Linked DNA regions of Homo sapiens: region 2 is linked to region 1. Evidence: chromatin contacts called from ENCODE Hi-C or POLR2A ChIA-PET data. All regions are on one chromosome and are shown on one strand. Each heading gives the region's core, a stretch centred on a gene start or an enhancer-like site at or near the end of the contact. The rest is flanking DNA. Distances are from core to core; before and after follow the strand shown. Region 1 holds the start of CYTIP (cytohesin 1 interacting protein). Region 2 has its middle 91 kb from the start of UPP2.

Region 1 (2,990 bases), core at 177-2,676:
ATCATAAAAGCACTTTAGATTGAGAACAATCAATAATCCAAATCATGGAAAATTGTGCCCTTATCTTCACTCCGAAAAATACCAAGGAATCAGCTATTATACATCACTGAAAAAAGATCATGTCTCTCCCACTATGCCATACCTCTCTAATCCTGAATTTAGAAGGCTTACGAGAAGCACATGATTGTACATGCAAGACTTAAGCGCAAAAATTCTTGCTCTAGGGCAATTCTAAATATTTTCTGTAGAAATGCTACATCGAAATTCAAATATGTACCTGGGGATTTAGAGCAAGTTGTTTAAAAAAAATCCTGAAGAGGTATTATGGTTAAAAAAAAATTTTTACATGTTAGAAATTGAAGAACGAAAAAATCAAAATAAATTCAGTTAGACATAGATTTTTCCAAATGAGTTTTCATCCCTAGAGACAAACTTTGCAATAAAAATATTAAAATGGCATAATCTAGCATTTAATAAACACACACTGAATGCCAGTCACTGTGTTAGGCACTGCACAGTTCCTTATTTAACCAACATAAGAACCCAATAAGGGTGGTTCTATTATTAACTCCATTTTAGAAAAAACAAAACTGAAGCTTAGAGAGGCAAGTGGCTTGCTCAAGATCCCACAGACACTAAGTGGTGAGCTGATATTCAATCTGGCACTCATCTATCCAAAAAAAAAAAATCTTACTTTCCAATAGCCTGAGGTATGTGCCAGCAACCCAGAGCTGAAGATAATTAGTCAACAAAATTTGTCCTCAGAAAAAGTATTTCTTATTTGATTATGAACTGAAATGACCATCAAGGACTGCAAGTAAGGATGGAAGGGAAAGAATCAGTGGAGACACAATGGGGAAAAGAGAATTAATTCTCATACTGGTTGTATCTATATAAACCATCTTCAAGTTTTTTATGCTTAATGATGTTTATTTTACCTGAGCACTTCTTCAAATAAGAAAAACAATCTTAATTTTTGCCTTGAAAAAAAAGTTTGATTGTGGTCTCAAATCTTTGGACTGGTTCACCTAGCTCCCTGAGCATCTCACCTCCTTCACCCATAATAATCAGCCAGTAATTCCAAAGCCTCTAAAATATCACCATTAGTATGAAGTCAGACAAACATATCACTCTGCCCTCAAGAGAATGTGAACACTCTAAAGGGTACAAAATAGCAATCATACCTGCTTTCGTCCCCGAGGCAGAGTAGCCACCGTGTCTGCTAGCATTTGAATCCTTCTATTATCGTCCATCGTAAGGCTGCCGGTGAGTGTGGAGTAAGAGCTATACGCTGGCCCAGCGCAGAAGTCCGCCAAATTGCCATTGCTGCTGTGTTGCAGGAGCCTTTGTAAAGACATTGTGAATAAAGATCACTCCAGCTAGCACATGGTTGAGTGGCCTTGCAGGATGGGGGAAGCTAAAAGTACAACTGTGACAAGTAATCAAAAGTAGCAAAGCAGAAAGAGCCCATGTGACCTCTGTGGTTTGAGGAACTTGTTACACAAACCCTATCTTGCTATTCACTCCCATTTCTCAAAGCTTTTTTTCTTTAAGCTCCTGAGAGAACCTGGAGCTAATTTTTACAATTTAAAGAAAAATCAACTTATTTTTTCACCTCAAACAGCCAGAATTCTTACGCTTTTATGTTCTGTGGCAAGTTGCATTCACACCACCATTTGCCATTTTTTTCTTTAGAGAAGAAAGAAAAATGTCCCCAAGTGCTACCATTTGTTTCCCATCCATTCTCTTACTTAACATTAGCAATGCAATGCAGAAGTCAGCACACGAGGACATTCAGTTCTTGTGAATATGGGCAAGAATTACAGGTGCCGGTCATAATGTTCTCTCTCGAAGTCCTTGTAATACTGTACTTTCCCTGAAGTATACCCTAGATCATTAATGTTCATCAAAAAGACATTATATCTGCCACTGAGGTTGTAACCATTCAGCATTCTTCTGGTTGTCCTTTTACTACTTTGTCCTTACAAAAATTACCCATGATCTTTACAAAGTACAATGGGAAGGGAAAGCCAGCACATTTAGGGCACAATGTTGCCATTTCTTAGACGAGACTTTGCGGCAGCATCAGCAAGTGGTCCCAGGGGAGGAAAGGAGTGGGCAGGAAGGTAACAGGCAAACCAAGGTGGCACCAAGAACATTGCCTGTTGGTCCCTGCATGTGCATATGGGTCAAGGGCACCATCACCAAGTACTCAAGATCACAGATGCTTTTTTTTTTTTTCCTTTGGCTGAGGTTGGGGGCAGGTAGTTTTGAGAGAACTGGTTTCAGTGGAGGAGTAGGGGAGGCAAGTAAAAGGAAGAATCGAAACAAAAGTCAAAAAGAGAAGTTTTATATGGCACAAAAAGTCAAATGTGCTTTTTAAAATCTCTGAAGATCAATACTAGCATTTGAAAGAGTTAGCAAATCTTTGAACTAAAATGAAATGTGTGTGTACTGGAAGTGAAGATGAATTCAACTCAAGTAGAAATTGCCAAATATAAATAGTAAAATCTGAATTAATAGTGCTTCAAAAGTTGAAGCCAATTATAGATTTTAAAAACTCTATCACAGCATGACTCATTATACTGGAATTGAATTTTGACATGGACAAAGTGATATCACCACAAACATATAACGGTCTAAATCAGGAATTAAAAACACATACGTTTTCAGAAGCCAGGTAAGTAACATAAATGTGTAAGGCAAAAGGGAGTGGTAAATACCTTGGCAACTAAAGAATACATCAATTATAAAGATATTCACGTAAAATCTATATTTATAGATATGTACAGATATGTATACAGGTATATGTGGGGTGTGTGTGTGTGTGTGTGTGTGTGTGTGTGTGTATTAGGAAGACAGAGAGAGAGATTGATTTTAAAAACATTTTCAGGCTAAGAGGCACATAAATTAAATCATCACTATTAATGGATGACAGCAGTCCACTGTACCCTAGGAATCTGATAAAGTTAGGTAAATATTTTTAATTT
Region 2 (2,990 bases), core at 183-2,682, 570 kb after region 1:
CACAGCTCCAGGGTGAATGGGCATTCTCCTGCGGGCTGCCTTCTGTGGTCATCTTGCCCCAGCAAATGCTGTAGTCTCTCGTAAGGCAAAGGGCTATGCAGGGTTACTTTCCTCTTGCTTCTTTTGGATTTTCTAAAAACGTGGCTACCTTACATTATTGCTATTAATCAAGAATTTTCCAGATCTTCAAACTGCAAACCCAAGGGGGGAAAAATGAGGTCAAAGTGATTTAATTTAGATTGAGGTGGAAGACACCAGGAAACGAGTATGTTAATCAAATATATCAAATGCTATTTCTTTGTCTTTGAAATTGAATACAGAGGACATAGAAGTCTGTAAATAAATTAATAAATTAATGCATGTATTTTGGTTTTATGTTATGGCTTTTCATCGAAAGCGACAGAAGAATGAGGATGAAGAAAACCCGGAAGAAAGACAAGCAATCAACCTTGATATAGGCGGAAAATATCTACTATAATAATTATGTATCACTTTCCCAAAAAGGAACACTAGATTGTTAAAAAGAGTAATCCCTGAATTTGTTATAAGTAGTGCTTTGATTTTATGAATATATGTTCTTAAAATATTTTCCTTTCCTTATTTTCTAGTGAGGAAAGATTTAAATATCCTATCCTGGATGCTGGAAACTGTTGCATCCTCTTCCCGCCAACCATTAACTTTTACTTCCTTGCATAACAGCCCCATCTTGTGGTTGTTTGTAAATTTTCCACTAAAGATATGTTGCATTTTCACAGTTACGGGCATAAGTGGAATCCTCCCTTTTACCTTTCCTAGTAGGCTGAATCAAATTAAGCAGGAAAGAAGAACGGGTATGCATGAATTCAATTTAAAAGGCCAAAAACTGGTGAGGGAAATACAGGGCAGGTATTCAACAAGGATTGTTTGCATTAATGTTAAGTGAAGGCACAGTTATATTAATAGGTAAAAGGTAATACAATGAGTTCCCTCCAATGAGAGCATCATTAGCTCCCTCTTTTTCTTTTTTTTTTTTTTTTTTTTGAGACAGAGTCTCGCTCTGTCACCCAGGCTGGAGTGCAGTGGCACAATCTGGGCTCACTGCAATCTCTGCCTCCTGGGTTCAAGTGATTCTGGTGCCTTAGCCTCCCTAGTAGCTGGGACTACAGGTGCACGCCTCCATGCCCAGCTGATTTTTGTATTTTTAGTAGAGACGGGGTTTCTCCATGTTGGCCAGGCTGGTCTCGAACTCCTGACTCAAATGATCCACCCACCTCGACCTCCCAAAGTGTTGGGATTACAGGTGTGAGCCACAGTGCCCGGCCTCCTCCCTCATTATCTTAATAAAGCTTCTGATCTGGCACCTGTCTGCTTCACTAGGCCAAGGAGGCTTACCAGAGCTCATACAGAGCGCTGCAATTCCAAACCCTTGTGCTGGGGAACACCCTTTGGTTTCACACGGCAGAAATACAATAGGAAATAGCTTCAGAAGAATGCGAAGGTAATGACTCAGGTAACCAGACAGCCAGAAGGACAGAGGAAATGGGTGATTCAGAAAGACCTGACACAGGGTTCTGAATGCCAGCAGGACTCTTTCTCCCTCCTGCGTCTCTGAGTGTTTTGCTCATTGTCTTTTTCCCCTCTGCTTCTTTTCTGGCTCTTTACAGTTTCCAGGCTCACATCTGGGCTCATGGCTCTCTAACTGGAGAGAAGGAGCCCTCCTTTCCCATAAAGTTTTGAAAAAAAGCTAGGGAAGAAGTCTGATTGGCTTGTTTTGGGCCACATGACCACCCTTTGATCAATTGCAATGGTCAAGGGAGCTAGGCTCAGCTTGGGTAAGTTGTCCACCACTGAAGGGAACCAATCACTGTGGAGGAGGATGTAGGGTCATGTGAAAAGATCAAGTTTTCACACAGAACACTTGTCTGGAGGGAGGGAGGGAGGGAAGGAGCCATTTGTTTAAAGAAGGAAGAGATGAATAAACCAACTTGGCTAATTGAAACAAACAGACTTCCTCCTTTCCTCTCCTGTCTATGCCTGGCACATCACTCAACAAATATTTGCTCGATAAATGAAAGATTTTCTAATTGAATAGAAGATCCTAGGGTAGGTGTAAATGGTAGTGGGGTGGGGATAGGGGTGTGTTTGCTATTTCCTGGAGCTGAAGAAACCACAAGGTTCCTTTCCTTCTAAAATTCTGGGTTTTTCCACTCCCTGGCTATGGCCGTATATGGTCTCCCCTCTTGCTTAGAGCTTACACCAAGAATGCTGGTTTTCATCTACTTGACTCAGTGAGCATCTTTTTTATCCTTTGGGTATCTTCTCCTCTGCGGTCCTGCCTTTAGTGTTTGCATGCTCACTCTCTGAGCCTCCCTGTACTCTCTGCCCGCATAGACCAGTACATGTAAGCCTTTTAAAAAAGAGTTTGATTGCTAATCACTCTGAGGAAAAGAGAAAATTTTAAGAACAGAATAAGCATGAGGAAGTTTCAAAGGTTCAATAATCTTTCTGAATTGTTTCTACCTTTTTTTTTTTTTTTTTTTTTTTTTGAGAGGGGGTCTCCAGTTGCCCAGGCTGGAGTACAGTGAAACGATCTCGGCTCGCTGCAACCTCTGCCTACCGGATTCAAGTGATTCTCCTGCCTCAGCTTCCCGAGTAGCTGCGATTACAGGCACGTGCCACCACACCTGGCTGATGTTTGTATTTTTAGTAGAGACGGGTTTTCACCACATTGGCCAGGCTGGTCTCAAACTCCTGACCTCAAGTGATCCACCCACCTCGGCCTGCCAAAGTGCTGGGATTACAGGTGTGAGCCACCGTGCCTAGCTGATATAATTTTAAAATTATGAATAACATTGTGATAAATTATCTTGTGATATTTAACCACATCTTTGATCCTTAAAAGAGATTCCTGGAAACAGAATTATTAAAGCATACAAATATTTTTATTATAAATTTATTTATTTCCCTCATTATACCAATTTTTAGAAAATACTAATACATAGAAGAAAATA

Evidence for each region. A loop is a pair of places that touch in the nucleus more often than their neighbours do. ChIA-PET counts read pairs that join two places held with the same protein, here RNA polymerase II (POLR2A). Pooled maps may share reads with other maps.
Region 2: a pooled map shows a loop between it and region 1 (3-fold over the local background). The contact joins the enhancer-like site here to the promoter of CYTIP in region 1. A Hi-C loop is called at or near these places in 6 of 50 pooled maps. POLR2A ChIA-PET finds 5 or more read pairs at or near these places in 2 of 52 experiments (GM12878 and activated CD4-positive, alpha-beta T cell).

Annotation. Positions count from the first base shown.
Region 1 is chr2:157,442,663-157,445,652 of GRCh38, forward strand. It overlaps CYTIP (cytohesin 1 interacting protein), which reads right to left and starts at 1,427. Exons shown (of 8, transcript NM_004288.5): 1 at 1,185-1,427. The coding sequence starts at 1,358. RefSeq lists enhancers at 1,088-1,187, 1,228-1,277.
Region 2 is chr2:158,009,764-158,012,753 of GRCh38, forward strand. It overlaps a transcript of UPP2 not described here. Among named protein-coding and RNA genes, the nearest start is that of UPP2, 91 kb to the right of the region's middle. Within about 2 kb of position 1,433, at least 4 of the 41 ENCODE cell types and tissues checked have a DNase peak (open chromatin) inside an H3K27ac peak, as active enhancers do.